4 separate regions of the Homo sapiens genome follow, and all the other regions are linked to region 3. A link is a loop called in an ENCODE intact Hi-C map of the cell type or tissue named here. Cell type or tissue: A673. All regions are shown on one strand. Region 1 has its middle 190 kb from the start of DAB1-AS1. Region 2 has its middle 300 kb from the start of DAB1-AS1. Region 3 has its middle 13 kb from the start of FYB2. Region 4 holds the start of C8B (complement C8 beta chain).

Region 1 (5,000 bases), 1.2 Mb after region 3:
TACTCATTACTGCCATACCGAGGGGGTAAGGGCTAATGGACTGCTGGTCCAGGGGGACGGTCTGCAGCTTCACGCAGCTCTCTCCACAGCATCCAGGCCTGAACCTGTGACCCCAACTCCGCGAGCGGGGCTGTTACCCACTCTTGAGACTGCCGGCATTAAGATCCTCTCATTACTGGCCATGCAGATTGTTCCCGGCGATAATGAGGTGGCAAGAGAAGAAACCATCCTGGGGGAACTTCTGAGAGCCAAGCCTTCGACAGTAGATGAATTCCTAACCTGCCATTTTAAAAACTGTCTCTCCAAATTGCTAGGAATATTTTTTTTCCAGGGAAGCTTTGACCCTTCTCTTTATCTTTCTTTTTAGACTATGTGCTGAAAGAGGTAGAAATCCATACTCACTCACCCCTTTCTTCCCTTGCATCTTTGTTTTCATCTCCATCCTTCTCTTGCCTCCTTTCTCTCCCTTTTTGCCTCTTTTCCCTTTTTCCCCTTTGTTCCTTCTCTTTTTTTCCATTTATTCTCCTATCCTTTCACACAGCATAGAGATGCAAGCTTTGGAACAAAATACATTATGGGTCCAAATTGCAGCTCTGCTCCCTGGTAATTAGGGATTTGGGCAAGATTATCAATTTTTTTTTTTTTTTTTTGGAGCCTCTGTTATTTATCTGAAAATGGAGACTAAAATTTTCAGGGTTTTAAGGTTATTAAATGACCTTATTTATAGAAAGAGGCCTGTTAAGGTATATGGGCACATAACTGGCATAGAATAAATGCAGGTACCTTCCTGTATTCAGCAAGGCTTTATTGAGTTAAGTCCATGATATATGTAAAGTCCTGTGGTAGATACCAGAGACAGAATAAGTTTTGGTTTCTTCTGTTAAGTAAGTTTTCCATTTTGATACTGAAGAAAAGCCTGGGAATTCTGGATTTTCTTAAACTAAATAAAGATAAATATTTTTCCTAGTGTATATCAAATATCCAATTGGCTATAACTAACTTCTTTTCTCAAAGCTAAGCAAACTGAGGCAAAGGACATCACGGCAATTGAAATGTTTATATCGTCCAAATCATTTACTTGGGTGACATCTTGTCCCTCCCATAGAACACATTTACATAAAGAAGAACTTCTTTTTTTGTTGTTGATTTTATTTTCTGTTGATTTTTTTTTCGAAGGTAGGATTATGAACTACTTTAAGGCCCTCTGAAACTAGGAAGGATGTGAGTAAAGTACAATGTCATATCATTATTTTTATTTGCATTTTTTAAATTACTAATGAGGTTGAACACATTTCCACATTAGTTTCAAGGTACTTAGCTAGAACTTGTTTTACAATTTTAATTGGTTACTGTCCATCTGGTATCTTCTCTACTATGCCATGAGCTTCCAGAGAACAGAGCCTGAGCAGCACTTGTCTTGGTATCCTTTGTGTGGTGCAGTAAACAAAGCATCTCACACAGACTGGATGCTGTAGAACAGAGCTCCTGCCATGTGCCAGCCACTGGTGCTGGGGATAGAGGGATGGGAGCTCTCAGAGGTACACTCTTTAAGTCCAGGGATACCTACAATTTCTGGGCCACTCACTGAGTGGAGAAGAACTGATTTTGTTTGAAACTGAAGTTCAAAGCCCAGCCGTGCCACTTACTGGTTGTGTGACCTTGGGCAAAGTTGCTTCATCTCTTTGAGCCTCAGTTTCTTTAGCTGTAAAATAAGGACAAGCTCCAAGATCCCTCCAAATTCTTACCATGACATGATATTTGTATAATATATACATAGCCTGAAAATGAGATTCAAACTTTAGTTATTTTGGAAATTCTGTTTTATTATGCCATGGATTGTGTCAAGCAGTTTCACCCAAAAGAAATATAGCATGGGCTATGAATGCAAGCCACATATGTCACCTTAAATTTGCCACTTAGCCACATTTAAGTAAAATAAAAAAACAGGTGAAATGAATTTTAATAATATATTTTCTTTAATCCAATATATCTAAACTGTTATCTTTCAACATATCCAAACTGTTATCATTTCAACAAGTGGCACTAGCCACATTTCAGGTGCCCAATAGCCACGTGTGGTTGGACAGTGTGGTGTGAAGTGTGGCACCAGGGAGGTGGGCCTTCGCTGCTGCTGCTGCCCTCTGGTGGATGTACAGGTGAGTGGCATCTCACAAATGAGGGGTGTGGGTGCAATGAAGCCACCAGCCCCTGTGTCCTACTAATCTTTATCATAGCCCCTTCACTCCTCTCATTGAAAGCATAGATACTAATTTTGATTTTTTTTAACCCATTCGCTTGTTTATGGTTAAAGAGCCACCTCTCATTCACTAGTCAAAGTAATCACATTGAATTACAGCAGAGTAGAATAAATGAAAGATCTTCACGCAATTCCATACATGTGAGAAATATGGGCTCTTCTATTGACACTCTCTCAGGCCAGGAACTTAACTAGATCATCTCTCTGCCTGAGTTGAAAGTCCAGTCAACAACTGTTTATCCGGCATCCAAGAAAAAGGAAACATAAATAACCTGAACTACTTTTTTTAAGGCATTTATTCAGCATCACGATCAGACTATTACATTTAGCAATCAACAGCATGGGTGCAAAAAAAAATCTACATTAAAACCCTTTGTTGGAATGCTTTACACTTTCCACAGAACAGCAACTAAAATAACCTGTTATACAATTAGTCACAAATATAGTCCTCAAGTTTTTTGCCCATATACATGAGTATTTGTCTAAAACATGTCTTCTTTGCAGCAGCTAGGCCCTGCCACCACTGTGTTTGGCTGAGTTCACAAATCTGTTGTAACCTATAGCTTCCCTGTCACTTCTCTGGCTCTTCTCTCCTGCTAAGCTTTGTTTCCTAATTAAAATCTTCTGCCACTGCCACAGCTACTGCTGCTACTGGAACCGCCATAGCCACCTTGGTTTCACAGTTTGGCAAAGTATTGGCCTCCACCGCCATAGGGGCCAGAGCTTCTGCCTCCAAAATCTCCCCCCTTCATGGGTCCAAAATTTGAAAACTGATTGTTTTAATTGCCCAAATCACTGTAGCTTCCACCACCTCCAAAACTGCTTCCACTGCCACTGCCAAAGCTACCTCCACCTCTATTGTTATAGCTGTCATAGCTGCCACTCCCGCCATAGCCACTGCCCTGGTTTCCATAACCCTGTCCACCACTTCCATAGCCTCTGCTTCCTCCAGAGTAACCAGGGCCACTTCCTCCATAACCACCATAATTGCCAAACCCATTATAACCATCCCCACTGCCACCATATCCACTGACATCACAGCTGCCACCAAAGCCACCATGACCACTAAAGTTTCCTCCACAACCAAAGTTGTCATTCCCACTGAAACCACCTCCACGACCACCACCAAAGTTTCCAGAACCACTTCACCTCTTTGGCTGGATGAAACACTAGCCATCTCTTGCTTTGACAGGGCTTTCCTAACTTCACAGTTGTGGCCATTCACAGTATAGTATTTCTGAATGACAGTCTTATCCACGGAATCATGGTTGTCAAAGGTTACAAAGGCAAAGCCCCTTTTTCTTTGCCACTGCCTCAGTCAGTCATGATTTCAATCACTTCCATTTTTCCAACTGTTAAAAATAATCTCTTAGGTGATGTTCTTCAGTGTCTTCTTTAAAACCACCAACAAATACCTTTTTCACAGTTAAGTGGGCACCTGGTCTTTGGGAATCTTCTCTTGAGACAGCTCTCTGTTTCCACAACTCTTCCACCCACCTTGTGTGGCCTTGCATTTGTGGCTGCATCCACCTCCTCCACAGTGGCATATGTGACAAACCCAAAGCCCCCGGAGCACTTGGTGTTTGGATCTCTCAGGACCACACAGTCCGTGAGCGTTCCCTATTGCTCAAAATGGCTTCTCAGGTTCTCATCAGTGGTGTCAAAGCTCAGCCCTCCAGTGAAGAGCTTCCTAAGCTGTTCGGGCTCTTTAGGAGACTCTGACTTAGACAGGATGGCAGGGAGAAGAGAGACTTTAACGATGCTTCTTCGGCGGCATCCACGGGCAGAAAGGAGCAAGCTGACGAATGTATCTTAACCTGAACTATTTTTGCACTTCTTTCCGATAATAATTATGCTCAGAGTCATTCAGCAACCACATTGAAAGGTTCTATGGGGCCTTCTGCATCATTGCAGAAGGAATTGATTGTGTCTGGTAAATTATAATTCTTTCCAAATTAGAACCAAGTATATGACATAGGTTGTGACCTGCTGGTAAGTAGAATATTTGATTAGCTGGAGAAAATTATTTTGGAATAGAAGAAAGAGCATGGATTTTGGATCCAGACTTAGATTTGACTCTTAACTATGTTATTTGCTATATGACCTTGAGTTTGAAATTTAGTCTCTTTAGATTTTAGTCTTCTTATCTGAAAAATAGAAATGATACCTCACATTGCAGGATAGTTTTAGTATTACATGATCACTATTTATTCAATAGATACTTATTGAATACATATTATATGCCTGGCATACACGCATATGCACACACACACACACACAGCAGTGAACAAAATAGAATCCACCTCTCCTTTCTTGGGGCTTTTAGCCTGGTAGGGAAAGAAATTATTTTGAAAAAACCATTAGTGTTTGAAAAGGGGGCATGCAGGAAACCATGAAGGCATGAAGTTGGGAACCGTATGGAATCTCATGCAGGGAACTCTAAAGAAGTGATATTAAATGGAGACCATAACAATGAGTAGAGATCATCTAGATAGAGGATTGTATGGAGAAGTGTAGAGGGTGTATAAGGCAGTATTCTAGGCCAACAGAATAGCACGTACAAAGGCCCTGAGTTAAAAGAGAACATAGATCAGTTGAGCATCTGAAAGTAATACAGTCCAGAACAGAAAGAAAAAGCAATGAGTCTGAAATTTATCGGGCCAGTTACAACAGGCTCTCGTGAGCCTATAAGAGTTTGGTACTATATTCAAAGAGCATGGAGCTATTGGAAGATATTAAACAG
Region 2 (5,000 bases), 1.3 Mb after region 3:
GCCTTATAAACAGACATTCCCAATGCATATTCATGAACACATGCATACAGTAGCCTGGGAAGTGGAATAAAACGATTTTTATTTCTAGGACTTGGGAATGCCTTAAGATGAAGAAGAAAAGAGCTTGGGCTTTGCATTTTAGGCAACAGGAACAGGATTATTTGGAATCACAAAGGTTTGGAAGAACAAAGTGTTTTACAAAACTATATTGCAGCTGAAGCACTGGGTAAGTAATTGAGAGTAGTCGAAGACAGGCAATAACATGAGGTAACATTTAATCAGTACTTACTGAGTGCCAAATACTGTTCTGTGATTAAACATATATGTATATGTATATATTTAAAAGATATAGATACATGTTTTAAAGACATATATGTATATATATAATTTCTCAGTAATCATACAAGTAAATACTGTCATCATGCCCATTTCACAGAAAAGAAAACTGAGGTTCACTAACTTGTTCAAGGCCATTCAGTTAGTAAGTAGTAAAACTTGGCTATGAACTCCAGAATTCATTCCTTAACTACTGCATTGTCACCAAGAGCCTGGTTCAAGACTATTGACTTTATTACTTCTCGATGGAGACCCATTTAAGGCTTTTAAGCTAGGGAATGACATAGTCAGATTTACATTTTAGAAAGATTAGGCTGGCTGCAATATAAAGAATGGGATTTGAGGGGTACAAAAGCAACAACATGATAACCAATTAGGAGGCTTTGCAATGGTCCAGGGAAGAGAAGGGAGGAGGTAACAATAGGTACAGAGGGGCTGAGACAGGTTATTTAGGGGGAAGAGGTAACAATGTTCGGTGATAGATAGGATGTAGGGCATGAAAGAGAGGGAGGTATAAAGGATGATTCTTCAAAGTGCAGAATCAGCCTTGACAGGCAGATCTTGCCCTTAAAGTAACGGGAAAAGAGGATATTCTTATCATGCCAAAGGACAGTGCTATACGAGACTGACAACGATCCTGTCAAACCTCTGCACCCAGGTATATGAATTCAGAAGGCTGATCCAAATAATAGCTATTCTTAAGTCTCTGTCAGCCCACAGCAACCTTGTTTTCTTTTTTTTCTCTATTCTTTTTTTCCTTCTGTTACTCATTTCCTCCCCACCTTCCTTTCTGCCTTTCTTTTTCTTTTAAATAAGTATAATTACATCAGTTTTCATTGTAAAATAACCTGTGCACATACAGAAAATTCAAGCAATTCAGAAAAACGCAAAGAGACTAGAAGTTTCCTAAAATCCCACCTCCTTGAACACCTTAGCGAAGGTCTTTCCAGGCATTCATAATTGCACAGCATACACAAACACATTCACAAACACTCACACTGAAACTCTACTTTTTTATTTTGGAAACCTGTTTTATTTTTCAATTATTCTGTTACAGAAATCTTTTAAAGTCAATGAATATGGATGTAAGTCATCTTATTTAGTGGCTAGGTGGTATACATTGTATGTATACATTATAATAAGGAATATGTGTACATTGCCTGTATACATTATAGTCTATTACAAAAATGGATTCAGCTGCTGCCAAGGGAAGGAATTGCAGCTGCCAAAGTGAAGAAGTATGTCTATACCTAGACTCTAGGTCAGTGGTTCTAAACCAGGGGCGATTTTGCCCTCCAGGGAACATTTGGCAATGTCTGAAGACAGTCTTAATTGTCACAACTGAGGGATTGGTACTACAATTTAGTAGGTAGAGGACAGGGTGCTGCTAAACATCCTACAACACACGAGACACCATCCCCCAAGAAAGAATGACTCAGTCCAAAATGCCAAAGTGGAGAAACCTATTCTAAGTTAGCCCTGCGAAAACCGGGAAGCAAACCAGGAGCAAGTCCTGCCTGGCCCTATCCAGTCATGGAGTCTCCCTCTAGCACCCTCTACTGGCAGAGCCTAAGAGGGAGCCAGTGGACAAAGATAAAAATTTCATCACGAAGTTAAGAACAAAAGGATAGCGTTGTAACTAAGTGCCAATAACTTAGTAACTGGCACAAACATTGCAGGTCCGGTTCTCAGAGCAAGCAATGACATGACGGTAGATATGGGAATGACATTTGAGAGAAAGACTCAGTAGCCAGGAGTGCGTGAAGCAAAGCAAAACCTATTACAAGTTCCAGGAATAGCCAAGTGAAGAGATAGACAAATCCTCTCTCTCCACAACATCTATAAAGCTGGACAAAATTAGCAAAATCAACCATCCCAGAGTTGGAAGTTGAACAACAGCATATAACGACCTGAGAAACATTTATGTTTGAAAATCTGCTGAACTTTGGGTCAGAACAGGGGGAATCTGGTGCCTGCTTGCCTGGGACTGAACTCCTTCCCAATCCATATGGAAGCTCGAAGAGGGCAGGATGAGCCTAAAGACCACAACTTTTCTGCCAGGTAAATGTGGACTCACCAGGCTCAAAAAGGTGGGAGATGCCCATGCTCAAGTGTATTTTCAGCAGAAGTGATGACCCAAGGCAGCCAGCAGTGAGGGTCAATAACTCCACTGGTCTGACAGAGACGTATTCCTGCCTGAGGCTGCTCATCTGGCATAAGCTGTTCACACACTCCTGGCTGATCTTGAGGCTGAGAACATGCACATAGCTCACAAGAAAAAGCACAGTGTAAATTCAAAGCCAGAACAGCTTTGAAAAATACCCAAACTTTTAATATGCTTTTCTACCCACACATAGTTCCAAGAAAGTCTTACTAGCTTGAAGTATTTGAACACAACCTCTGTCCACTCTGACTGCTGAGCTATGCAAACACGTGGCAACCCTTAGGCTTAAAAATAAAAACATGAGTGAAAAAAGCAAAACTAAGTGGAGACATCATCAGCCATGCACTGTGTGGGGAGGGTAATGAATTTCACAGATTTAGCCCATGAAAGCTACTAAACAACTCAAGAGAGCTCAGCTTAAAAAAAAAAAAAAAAAAAAAGATGAGTGATCAAAGGTCAGAAGAGCTCCTTTTCTAAATTCCAAATCTCATATTCACTTTTAAGGCTTTACATCACATCTCCAAGCAATAGTGGATACAGATAACTTTATTTCCACTTAAGTTCTCTATTTTGCAAAGTTGGCTTGGGAGATACTGAAATCAGTGGTGAGTATGTGTCAGCAAAGAACATATCAAAATAGCTGATGGTATTTCTTCAAAAACATCTCTCTGATCTGAAGTATAGATGAGCACATCCACTCAGAACAGGCATTTAATGCAAAGGCTTTTCCAGTCGGCTCTGATTTTTCAAAGCCCTTCTGAGTTTTATAGCTTATAATAGCATCCTTTTTTAAAAAATGAAATCTGAACAATTATTAAAATGTAGCATGCCAATGAAGGAAAAATTGATGTGATTCTCATGCACACATGATAACACATTACGAAATGCTACCAGTGAGATGAGTGTTGGGACAACCAGGATGTGGCTGCAGCCTTAGGCCTGGACACTACCTCCAGTTCTCTAACACAATAGAATAAAACAAAAAGGAAGAGTCCTCAATAATAAGCTATCCCACCCTTTATTAAATGCAAGAATCCCCTCCACTATATCCTCATGAGCTCCTTTCAGCATCTGCTTAACATATATAATGAATACAGAAGATTACTTTAGAATAGGGGTTAGGTCTGGGGTTATATCTATTTGGTAGATGTATTTCATTTGGCTAACATTTAAAAAAATGTTAGCAATATTTTAAAATTAGGAAATGTCACACAAAAACTTGATTTTCTAACTTTTAAAGGAAGCATAGTTCTGGCCACTCTAGGCCCCATTTCCACATGGAAACAAAATGAGACTGATTAACAAATGCTCCTTTTGAAAGGGGCCCGGACCCCCTAGCTCACCAAGGTCCTGACCACTGCCTAATGCCCATAGGACCACATTAATCGCCACATTCACACTGTTGCTTTTTCTTGAAGTAAAGACAGACAGATGTGTCCCAGAACTCTCTCCACTGAGGGGAAGTGAAAGGCAGACTGAACCTGCTCTGGTTTTCTACATCAAGATTACTCACCAAGTGCCTGGCCCGGAGGGATGTGAGAGTGTGACCCCACTGTGTGAGGAACCCTCAAGGACCTCCTTCCCATTAGTCACCTCTCTCCATCTGTTTGCCATATAATTCCTGCAAACCTCCCCGATTCTCTGTACATCCTTTTATCAGTCTGCAAAAGGAGGCTCTCTTCTCGGTCCTCGCTCCCTCTACCTGACAGGAATGCCTTAGAAGCCACTTGATAACATCTGCAAAAGGGCGGCGAGCTTCCCATATGTAAGTAGATACAACAGAGCATGCATGTTACCATGTTGAGTGTTATTAAAGTTGCTTATCTACCTCCAAGTGACACTCTCATATAAGTGGCTAGCAACTCATGTTCAGATAATGCTAAGCAGTATTCCAAGCCTAGACCACAGGATAGACCTATAAACCAACTAAAATTTTGTAGAGAAAATCCCAGAGTGGGCAGAGGTTTTGGGGATCAGTGAAGAATAAGAGGAAAGAGAACTCTGTTTTAACCACTGTTGTAAAGATAAGAAATGGGCAGACAGGAGGTCCTGGATCTGGAAGACTATGTTGCTGTCATTGATTGTGGGCTTACTGTATGCTACACATCTTATGTGTGTGGCCTCATTTAATTCTTTGTAAAACTCCATGAGATAGCTGTTGTTGTTTTCAGTTCACCATGAAGAGCCTGAGCCTTAGAGAGACTAAGTAATGTTTTTAAGGACACATGGTTAGTAAGTAAGTGGAAAGACCAGGGTTCAGCTTCAGGGCCTGGATTCTTAATTGCTATGCAATTTTGCCTCTCTGTACTTAAAGAGGAAGAGAAGAAGTCACATTTATTAATCAATGACTATACATCAAGCTAGATATGATTTTGTATTTTTAAAGCTCTATTGAGATATAATCTACACACTGTAAAATTTACTGGTTTTAAGTGTACAATTCCAAGATTTTCAGTAAATTTACATAACCGTGCAACTATCACTGCAATCTAGTTTTAGA
Region 3 (5,000 bases):
TCATTCGAATATCTAAGTAGTCTGTTTAAAAAATCAGTCTCATGATTTTATGATTAAGTATCATATGATTTACCTTAGGCATGAAGAGCAGAGGAGAAGAAAAATCCCTCCCATTTGTACAGAACCTTATGCTTTCTAAAACACTTGCACAAAATCAAAGGACAATACAAAGAAATAAAGAGGGAGGAAAAGCAGAAGAGCAAGGAATTAAATTATTCTTACAAAACTTTAAAAAAAAAAACACTGCACTGTCAAGAGAGACAGGAAGTCAAAATCTGAGCATATTTCAAGAAGTCGATATCTGAGGATATTTTAGGAAACTCATTGTCAGAGGTTAGGAAGTTGAAACCCATAATGTCCAGTTAACTTACAGATTTCTGAAAGGTTAAATGACCATTCTGAGTGATCACAAAATAATATTAACCATCTACCCCTACAACTTCTTTCTTACGTCAAGGGAAAAAAAACATACCAATTGTGGCACCCATTTTTGGTAGACTCGCTAGAATACACTTATCCCTGCTCCCCTTTCCCTCGGCTTTAAAACATTATTAAAAAAAAAAATGTGTGCTTTCATACTTCCCCCACTCCCACTTAAATCCCTCTGTGAGTTAAGGAAAAGCTGGTTCCTCCCCCTCCGTCCCTCCCCCCCTGCCTCCACCAATCAGATTCCCACCAGCCCCAAATGTGGGAACTGATTGGCAGTTCATCAGCACATATTCTCCATCTCAACAAAGGGATGGGTTCACTTGTAAGCATATGATCTAAGCCAGTCCAATCAGGGGATTTTTTTTCTCGAAATATTGGGATGGGGTTTCCTCTTGCCCTTAAAGCTCACTAGGAACATGTAGTAGCAGGAGCTGCTGACAGCCATCTTTGACCATCAGGGGAGTCAGGTTAAGAATGAAGCTTTACCAAGCAGAATAAAGAGTGGTCCTTGAGTTGCTGAATGGATTAAACCAGGTCTAAGGCTTCATCTAGGCTTGAAGTTTCCAGCTCTGGAAGCCAATAAAATCCCCTTTCAGTTCGCCCATTGGAGTTGGATCTTCTTTTTCTTACAAATAAAAACCTGGGTAATAGCCACAAAAATGCTCTTCCAGCATGAAAATATTGCTTGTGTGAAGCACAATGGCTTTTTTTTTTTTTTTTTTTGAGACGGAGTCTTGCTCTGTCGTCCAGGCTGGAGTGCAGTGGCGCCATCTCGGCTCACTGCAAGCTCCGCCTCCCAGGTTCATGCCATTCTCCTGCCTCAGCCTCCCGAGTAGCTGGGACTACAGGCGCCCGCCACCACGCCCGGCTAATTTTTTCTATTTTTAGTACAGACGGGGTTTCACCATGTTAGCTAGGATGGTCTCGATCTCCTGACCTCGTGATCCGCCCGCCTCGGCCTCCCAAAGTGCTGAGATTACAGGCGTGAGCCACCGCGCCCGGCCTCACGATAGCTTTTAAATCAGCATTTATTCAGCCCTGATAGATGCCAAATGTTTTCACATACATTGTTTTGTTGATTCTTTATATATTTACCCTATCTTTAGATGAGGAAATGGTGGCCCAGGGGGATTCAGTGACTTCCTTTAATAGTCAGGGTAGTTGAACCTGGCTGCTCTAACAAACAGTCATCATATCTCAGCACTTTACCATATATATGAGTATTTCCTGCTCACATCACAATCTAATGAGAATTAGGTGGCTTTCCTGGGTGGGTGTCCTTTAGATGATGATTCATGGATTTGGTTCACCTCCCTTGTGTGATCCTGACGTTTTGGAATATTTTGTTTCCGTTGGTGTGGATTTAGAGACAGAGTGTGTGAAAAATCTTCAGGGAAGCTTCAGAGGTAAGGCCTGGAAGTGTGGCATCACTTTTGCCCACGTCCTACTGTCCAGAATCTAGTAGCGTGGCCAACTGCAAGGGAGGCTGGGGAACAGTCTTCTTCGTGCCCAGAGGAAGAGGGCGAGCATCTCCCTGTCACCCCTGTGGAGGGCCATCCCAGGATCCCTCCTGGTGCAGCTTGTAAGTGGGGCCGGGATTCTAAGCTAACCGTCTCGTTCTACCGACTCCTTCCGCGTCTGTTTCTCTTGCTTCTCTTCCTTTTTCTCCTCCGCCTCCACCCCCCATACACAGTCGTATTTAGCTAATCCCCTCCATACGTAGTTACACTGCTTATGCAAAGGTCAGCTGATATTTCTTCCCTCAGTATCTTCTTAAGGGAAGAAGAAACCCCCAGCCCCCCTGACATTTGATAGAACCACAGAGGCTGTTGTTACTTGAGAAAAATGTTCACCACATAATAATGTATATGAGGAATTGATCATTTACTTACCCTCAAAGCAGATGGACTTTATAAGCAGAAGTGCTCTGTAATGCAGGCATGACTGGGAAGAACAAATCACATTTCTCTGTGTACTTAGGGGAGAAAGAATTAATTCAAATGCAGGGTCTGCCGCTTCAGGTCCATTTACGGAAGCCGCAATCCTGCACTATGACCACCAGGGGGAGCGCTAGGCCCATCCCTGCACAGGTAGCTATTTTTAGAGGTTGCTTCTAGCCTGGAGGAAGAAACGAAAGAAATAAAAGACTATGATACTTTTTTTTTTTAACCGGACCAACTTATAAATTATTTGTAAGTCCAATAAAAGGCAATTATCAACATTTCCTACTATTTCAGGAGTAATATATTCTATGTTAGAAAAAGATGCACTTTATTCCATGGCTATGATTCAGACAATGGGAAATTGGAGACAACCACAGCAAAAAAAAAAAAAAAAAAAAAAAAAAAAGATTGTTACCCTGTGTAAATCTTTGTCTTTAAAACCCAAATCAGAGGATGTGAATTCTGGCCCTAGTGGGCATGAGATATTTGCCCTGAAGGCTGTGGAATTTGATGGGCTGGGGAAGGCGACTGGAAGGTATGTGTGTGATGCGTGTGCAGTAACACTGTGTATAACTCTCATTCTTTCCACAGCACAAGGGAAGTGAGTCAGAGTACTCTTGTCCAAACAACTGAATAGTGAGCAATAGCAAATTGTTTTAGGAAATATAGTTTTATTATTTCTAACTCTGTAGGCATACAATATAATAATGAAGCTCAGAAGATATTCTCATATATGTATGTATATATATATACATACACACAGACATATATATATACACACAGAGAGAGAGAGAGAGAGAGAGAATGTGTGTGTGTGTGTGTGTGTGTGTGTGTGTGTGTGTGTGTGTGTGTGTGTTTCGCTATGTTGCCCAGGCTGGCCTCAAACTCCTGGGCTCAAGAAAATGTGTCCTCCTGCCTCAACCTCCCAAAGTGCTGGGATTACAGGTATGAATCACTACTTCCAGCCAGAAGAGATCCTCTTCTAATAAACAAAATTGTTGTTTTCAAAGAGCCCTCCTATTCTTTCCAATCAATTGTATGAGCATCACTCTCTTGCCAAGCAGCAGTGTCGTGTGATGGGACAAGCATGGTTCCTTGACTCCAGAAAAACAGAGCCTGAACCTTGCCTCTGTGAGTCAGTAAAACTGAGACTTTGGGCAAATAACTGAACCTCCTCCATCTTCGGTTTCTATAATACAATACCTATCTCCCAGAATGAACACAAACCTGGAATGAGACAGTATACATGAGTACCTAGCTCAATAAATGTTAGCTTTCTACTTTGATAAGGTCTCTTGTTTCCCTACAGATGGCAACAAATACATTTGAACAGAGTTGCTGGATTCTACATTGTCACATATTCTGAGTCTGTGGGCCTGGATGAATGAGGTTTTGCTTTGAAGCCATTGTAGGGATGAGGAGTGGGTGAAGGTGGACCCGCTCGGGTGTGGAGGCAGGCTTACCGAATCCCTTAGCTCTAAAGAAAAAGCATGTTTCCAGGGCTATGTGTTCTCCAGAGAACTGAGGCCCTTCACTGAGCTGAGAAGGCCTTTTTCTCAAGCACAGGGAACAAAGCAGCAGGCAGTGGGAATGTGAACCTGTAAACCAAGGCTCCCATCAGCTGCTGTGACTACTTGGAGACCTTTTCCTGACTGTGTGACAAGCAGAACAATAAGAGCTGATAAAGCTCAGAGCCTCTGCTGGGGCAAACGACTGAATGTTTGTGTGCCCCCCAGATTCATAAGTTGAATCCTAACCCCCGATGTGATGATATTTGGAGGCGGGGCCTTTGGATGGTGCTAAGGTTATGAGAGTGGAGCCCTTACAAATGGGATTAGTGCTATTATAAAAGGGGCCATGGCACTATTCACAATAGCAAAGACTTGGAACCAATCCAAATGTCCATCAATGATAGACTGGATTAAGAAAATGTGGCACATTTACACCATGGAATACTATGCAGCCATAAAAAAGGATGAGTTCATGTCCTTTGTAGGGACATGGATGAAGCTAGAAACCATCATTCTCAGCAAACTATCGCAGGGACAAAAAACCAAACACCACATGTTCTCACTCATAGGTGGGAATTGAACAATGAGAACACTTGGACACAGGAAGGGGAACACCACACACTGGGGCCTGTCGTAGGGTGGGGGGAGGGGGAAGGGATAGCATTAGGAGATATACCTAATGTAAATGACAAGTTGATGGGTGCAGCACACCAACTGGCACATGGATACATATGTAACAAACCTGCACATTTTGCACATGTACTCTAGAACTTAAAGTATAATATATAAAAAAAAGGGGGCCATGGAGAGCTACCTCACTGCTTCCACCATGTGAGGTTACAGTGAGAAGCTGGTGTCTGTGAACAAGGATGTGGGTTTTCACTAGACACTGAATCTGCTGGGGCCTTGATCTTGGACTTCCCAGCCTCTAGCAATGTGAGAAATAAAATGCTTGTTGTTTAAGCCACCAAGTCTATGAGTATTCTGGGTTATCATAGCCCGAATGGACTAAGATAGCTAGTGTCTAGGGAACTTGGAGGTGCAACGTGTAGAGCTTGGAAGAAGGTGAGTTGCAGGCATTCTGAAGATTACCAGGACTCTGGGGGTCAGCTCAGTG
Region 4 (5,000 bases), 140 kb after region 3:
AGGCATGCAACAAAGAGATGGTCAGCATCATGTGGCTGCACCTTCCCTGTCATATTATTGATCAGGGAATTATTGGTAACTGTCACTTACCTGGAGCCAGGCAAACTGAGACAGCCCAGGGCAGCACAGAGAAGAAATAGCTCCACCGGCGCCCTCCAAGCCCATGTCCTGGAATTCTTCATTTTCCCAATGTGACAGGAGATGCCACAGAGGCTGCTAGACCCATAACAAGCCTGTGCTGTGAGTGCCACTGTCAGCTTCTGTCCCCAAGAGCAAATAGCTCTGCAAAGTAAACAGAAAGCCACTAGTGACTGGAAACAGACTTTGCACAGACCAAAAACTTACCTGTCACTCTGGAAACCAACCAGAATAATGAAAAATCTGTAGCAGCATGGTGTTTATTCCTCTGTAACTTTAGGGTAAGCTGCCAAGTGGACAGGCTATTAGTGAGGTGGCAAGGACTGTGGGATCTAGGTCTAGACAGCCTGGGTTCAAGTACATTCTCTGCCACTGACTAGGTTGGTGCAAAAGTAATTGCAGTTTTTGTCATTGCTTTTAATGGCAAAAACCACAATTACTTTTGCACCAACCTAACAGCTTTGGACTATGGGCAAGTTGCTTTACTTCTGTGCCTTACTCTCCTTACTTGCTAAGTGGTGAGAATTAAACACGTTAATATAAGGAAATGTTTAGAACAGGCCTATGTTCAGCGCTCAGATATGTCAGCTATTATTACTTAGTAGAATTCAGGGTTTGGAGTCAGACAGGCCAAGGTTTGAATTCCATGTTTGCCTCTTTCCAGTTACATGATGTTGAGCAAGTCAGTAAGAGGCTGTAGGGCTCTAGAACCCATCTACCTGACTTCAAATTGCTTCTGTATGATTCACCAGCTGTGTGGCCAGAGAAAATTACTAACCCTCTCTGGGCCTAAGTTCCTTCATCAATAAAACAGGGATAATAATAATACCAACCTCACCGGGTTGTTGTGAAGATTAAATAAATTAGATTATTATTAATTATTATTGTAATTATAATTAATTATAATTATTATTATTAAATAAATTAGATTTATTTAATCTTCACAACATGTTCAAAACATGTTGAACATTGCCTGGCACATTCTATGTGCACTCTCTATAAGTGAGCTGGTATTTTTATTGACTGTCTCTGATTCTGTTTCTTCATATGTAAAATTAGGAGGACTATGACAACTTACCACTCACAGTTGGGAGAGTCAGACCAAATACTAAATGTGTAATTGTTGAACAAATAGGCATTATAGAAATAACTACATGACACTTTGGGAGGCCGCGGCGGGCGGACCACGAGGTCAGGAAATCGAGACCATCCTGGCTAACATGGTGAAACCCCGTCTCTACCAAAAATACAAAAAAAATTAGCCAGGCATGGTGTTGGGCGCCTGTAGTCCCAGCTACTCGGGAGGCTGAGGCAGGAGAATGGCGTGAACCTGGGAGGCAGAGCTTGCAGTGAGCCGAGATCGCGCCACTGCACTCCAGCCTGGGTGACAGAGCGAGACTCCGTCTCAAAATAAAACAAAACAAAACAAAACAAAAAAAACCCAGGAAATAACTACATGAAAATAATTATCTAAATATATATGTGCTGTTGTTGTTATTGTTTGCATCCCAAAAGATACAAATGACTGAGGTTCTCAAACCTACCTTCCTGAAAACCATCCCTGACTCCCCAGAATCAACATATTAAAGTCCAAACTGCACCAACCTGGCATTTACAAAACCAACCTGCAACGCATAAAGGGCTGAGTCCACGTGTTGGATGGCGTCCTGTTGCTTTTGCTATTGCAGATGTGGGTGAGGAACCTCACATGGGAGAGGCAGCTTGCAAGGTATGAGGGTGGGCTAGTAGAAAGAACACTGGATTTGCTTTCCTTAAACACAGTTACAGAGTTTCTCTAAGACTCTGTTTTCTCATCTGTGAAATAGGGATAATAATTCATTACTACCTACTTGATAAGTTTGTTTTGGGTTTGAACGTACAAAACGGGAAGCCTCCCCCTCCTGCCACCCCTGCCGAGTAGCTGGGTTGGGGTTGGAGAATCAAATAAGGAAGTATAGTGAGGGGATGGATGGGAAAGCCACAGAAGATGGTAGTCCTCTCACATTAATTGTGTCCAAAACACAGAACACAAGTTCTGCTGCCAGACCACCCAGGATGCATTCCAGTTGTCATAAGCCTAGGTGCAAGACTCCATGTCACCGTTGTCCCAAAGGATGAATTGACCTGAACTTTGACGCAATTGATTGTGGTGGTTAATCATTTGTAAACAAGCAGAAACTTGTGTTTCAAGAAAGATCCATGTCCTGTCTCCTATCTGCCTGCCTTTAAGAGAAGCCAAACCCTTAGAAGACAGGGCTCCCCTTCGACCTCCTCAACCTGATGTACTCACGGAGGAGCCTGCAGGTTTAGAGAGGACAGTTACACGAGTGAATCCTGTGCTCTCTCACCTCCAGGATTTTTGCATGCCGTTCCTTCTGTCCAGAGTATGTGCCACTTAGCTAAATACGACTCATTATTCGAGTTTTATATTAATGTCACTTGCTCAAGAAAGCCTTCCCAATAGATTCCCCTGGGGTTCTTAACGCTCCAGGCGCCCCCAGGTCTCCCGGAGTTCCAACCTCATCGCGCCCCCTGGTGGTTTCCCAGTGCAGCTCACCTGAGATCCCGCCTGGAGGACGGCAGCCTCAGGCTTTAGTGATAGTAATACACATATTTTTCAGGGACAGTTCTTAACAATTTAACAGTTTTCCCATACATCATCTTGTTTGATTTTGACAATAAGCCAAGAAACATAATATCATCTTCCAAGCCTCTAAGATGGGGCTTCACAGCTGTTTCCACAGCTGGTTAGTAGGACATCTTTGGCTTGATACACTTTTTTTTCTGACTCCTAAATGCTCCTTTTTCTAGCTCTGAAGCTTCCCCTTGCCCTTAGGATGTGCCAGCACTGCTTTAAGTCTTCACAGTTATCACACCACACTGCTCTTCTGGTCTAGCTGCTCTTACTCAGGGCTATAGATCTCATCTCTGACCATGCGAGAGCTTTGAAACTGATCATATGTCTCTAGGCCTTTAAACGATATGAAGGAATTTGTAACTCTAGGTCTGCGGATCCACTAACAGTTTGTTGTTTTTCCAACTTTTATTGACTGATTTTCCAGGCTCCACCCAGTTCCACAGCCAATGCCACTTTTCATGTTTCTGCTATGGCAGCACTCCACTCCTGGTACCTATTTTTGTATTAGTTAGCTTTTGCTGCATAACAAATAATCCCAAAATTGTAGACTAAAACAATCATCATTTATCAGCTCACAATTCCTTGGGTCATCAAATAGGCCTAGGCTAAAATGGGTGCTGGCCTTGCCTTGGTTCAGCCAACTGGTAGGTCAGCAGGAGCCTGGTTGGTCCAGGATGGCCTTACTCACCTGCCTGATGATTCATTCTGTCTGTCAGTTAGCACTGGCTGTTGGCTGAAGTGATGAAGTAAATGGGCCACATGACTCCAAATAGACTAACTCAGGCTTGATCTCAGGGTGATCTAATGGTTTCAAAAAGCAGCAAGAAAAGACAAGCCCCAGTGCACAAGTGCTTTCCAAACTTCTGCTTGCCTGATGTTTCTTAATGTCTCCTTGGCTGAAGCAATGGCCAAGCCCACATTCAAGAGCTAGAGACAGAGCTTATACCTGTTGATGGGAGGAAGAGCAGAGTCACATTGCAAAGGGGTATGCCTACAATTTTGGAAGGAATTCGTGGACATTCGGCAATTTCTTACAGACATGTGACACTTTCGGGCTGAAGCACTTAAGAGCCAGTGTGCCCTGTCCATTTCTGTCTTCTGTCCTGTGGATTTGGAAGCATGTGTTGACAGAACAATGTCTTATGGTGAAGGAAGCCTAAACCCCTGAGTCATTGGATGGAGGAGAGCCCATGTTGACCCATAAAGGACTTCATGTGAGTTAGAATTCAACTTTTGTTGTGCTATGTTATTGGGATTTGGTGGTTTATTGTTGCTGCAATAATACCTACCCCATTCTGACCAATATACTTTTAATATATTCTTACATTGCATAAAAAATTTGGTGTGTATATACATTTTTCTGGGGGAAAAATCCATAACTTTCCTGAGATTCTCAAAAGGACTTAAGATTTAAAAGAAGTAAAACAAAACAAAACATTTCCTCAAGAGATACAACTTTTTCAGCCAACATAATTATCTGTCTCCTTTTGAAGATCATGTGATATAGTGTGAAGTATTTGAGGATTCAGAAAGACTGAGACATCTCATTTCTCCTGTGACTTAGTTTATATCCTGGACCAACCCCTTAAGCCCTCTAAGCTGTAGTTTACTGAGTTTCAAATGCAGGCTTGTTGATAAAACACTTCAACAATCATTTATTGAGCACCTACTAGATGCCAAGTGCAATGCTACTTGACTGGGTATAAAGATGAGTGTGTAATGGACCTTCCCTATGAAAGCTCACAGCTTAGTGAGATGGGCAGGCACAGTAAAACATCACAGCAGTACAGTGTGACAATGAGAGAGGTTTACACAGCATAGCTCAGGCATCAGCGAAGTATGTGTGTGGCCATTGGAAAAGTATTCTCAGGAATGAGGTGACACTTAAGGGTTAAAGAGGAGTTAGCAAATGAAAGGGAGGGCATGTGGCATTACAGATAAAGGGGTCATCAAAGTTATGATCCAAAGGTGAGGAAGGTCACTGGGTCTGTGGGAACCATAAGCCATTCAGTGTTGCTGTAGCACAGAGTTCAGCATGAGCAATGGAAAGAAATGAAACAGGAGAGGCAGGCAGGAGCCATATCAGGTAGGGCCTGATGAGCATGCTAATGACATGGATTTTATCCAAACTGCAAGAGAAGCTATTGAAGGGTGTTAGGAGGAGAAGAAAAGGGACTGCTTTCTTTGAGAGATTACTCTTGCTACAGTGTAGAGAATGGATTAG

Evidence for each region. Peaks named below come from ENCODE experiments on the same cell type or tissue, not always from the same donor. Only the 100,000 strongest peaks of a DNase experiment are listed, where the experiment ranks them.
Region 1: a loop joins it to region 3, with 4 times the contacts of the local background. A loop is called at or near these places in 60 of 110 quality-filtered maps.
Region 2: a loop joins it to region 3, with 7 times the contacts of the local background. A loop is called at or near these places in 47 of 110 quality-filtered maps.
Region 4: a loop joins it to region 3, with 13 times the contacts of the local background. A loop is called at or near these places in 28 of 110 quality-filtered maps.

The regions. Positions count from the first base shown.
Region 1 is chr1:58,045,304-58,050,303 of GRCh38, forward strand. It overlaps a transcript of DAB1 not described here and the pseudogene HNRNPA1P6. Among named protein-coding and RNA genes, the nearest start is that of DAB1-AS1, 190 kb to the left of the region's middle. In A673, CTCF peaks have their summits at 2,152 (motif pointing left) and 2,351; a DNase peak (open chromatin) is centred at 2,118.
Region 2 is chr1:58,161,271-58,166,270 of GRCh38, forward strand. It overlaps a transcript of DAB1 not described here. Among named protein-coding and RNA genes, the nearest start is that of DAB1-AS1, 300 kb to the left of the region's middle. In A673, CTCF peaks have their summits at 1,907 (motif pointing left) and 2,107; a DNase peak (open chromatin) is centred at 1,871.
Region 3 is chr1:56,829,578-56,834,577 of GRCh38, forward strand. No RefSeq gene overlaps it. Among named protein-coding and RNA genes, the nearest start is that of FYB2, 13 kb to the left of the region's middle. In A673, a CTCF peak has its summit at 2,482 (motif pointing right); DNase peaks (open chromatin) are centred at 2,504 and 2,874; H3K27ac peaks cover 857 bases.
Region 4 is chr1:56,965,767-56,970,766 of GRCh38, forward strand. It overlaps C8B (complement C8 beta chain), which reads right to left and starts at 249. Exons shown (of 12, transcript NM_000066.4): 1 at 91-249. The coding sequence starts at 182. It overlaps LOC112267900 (a long non-coding RNA gene), which reads left to right. Exons shown (of 8, transcript XR_007066117.1): 2 at 3,814-3,990. In A673, a CTCF peak has its summit at 2,678 (motif pointing left); a DNase peak (open chromatin) is centred at 2,655.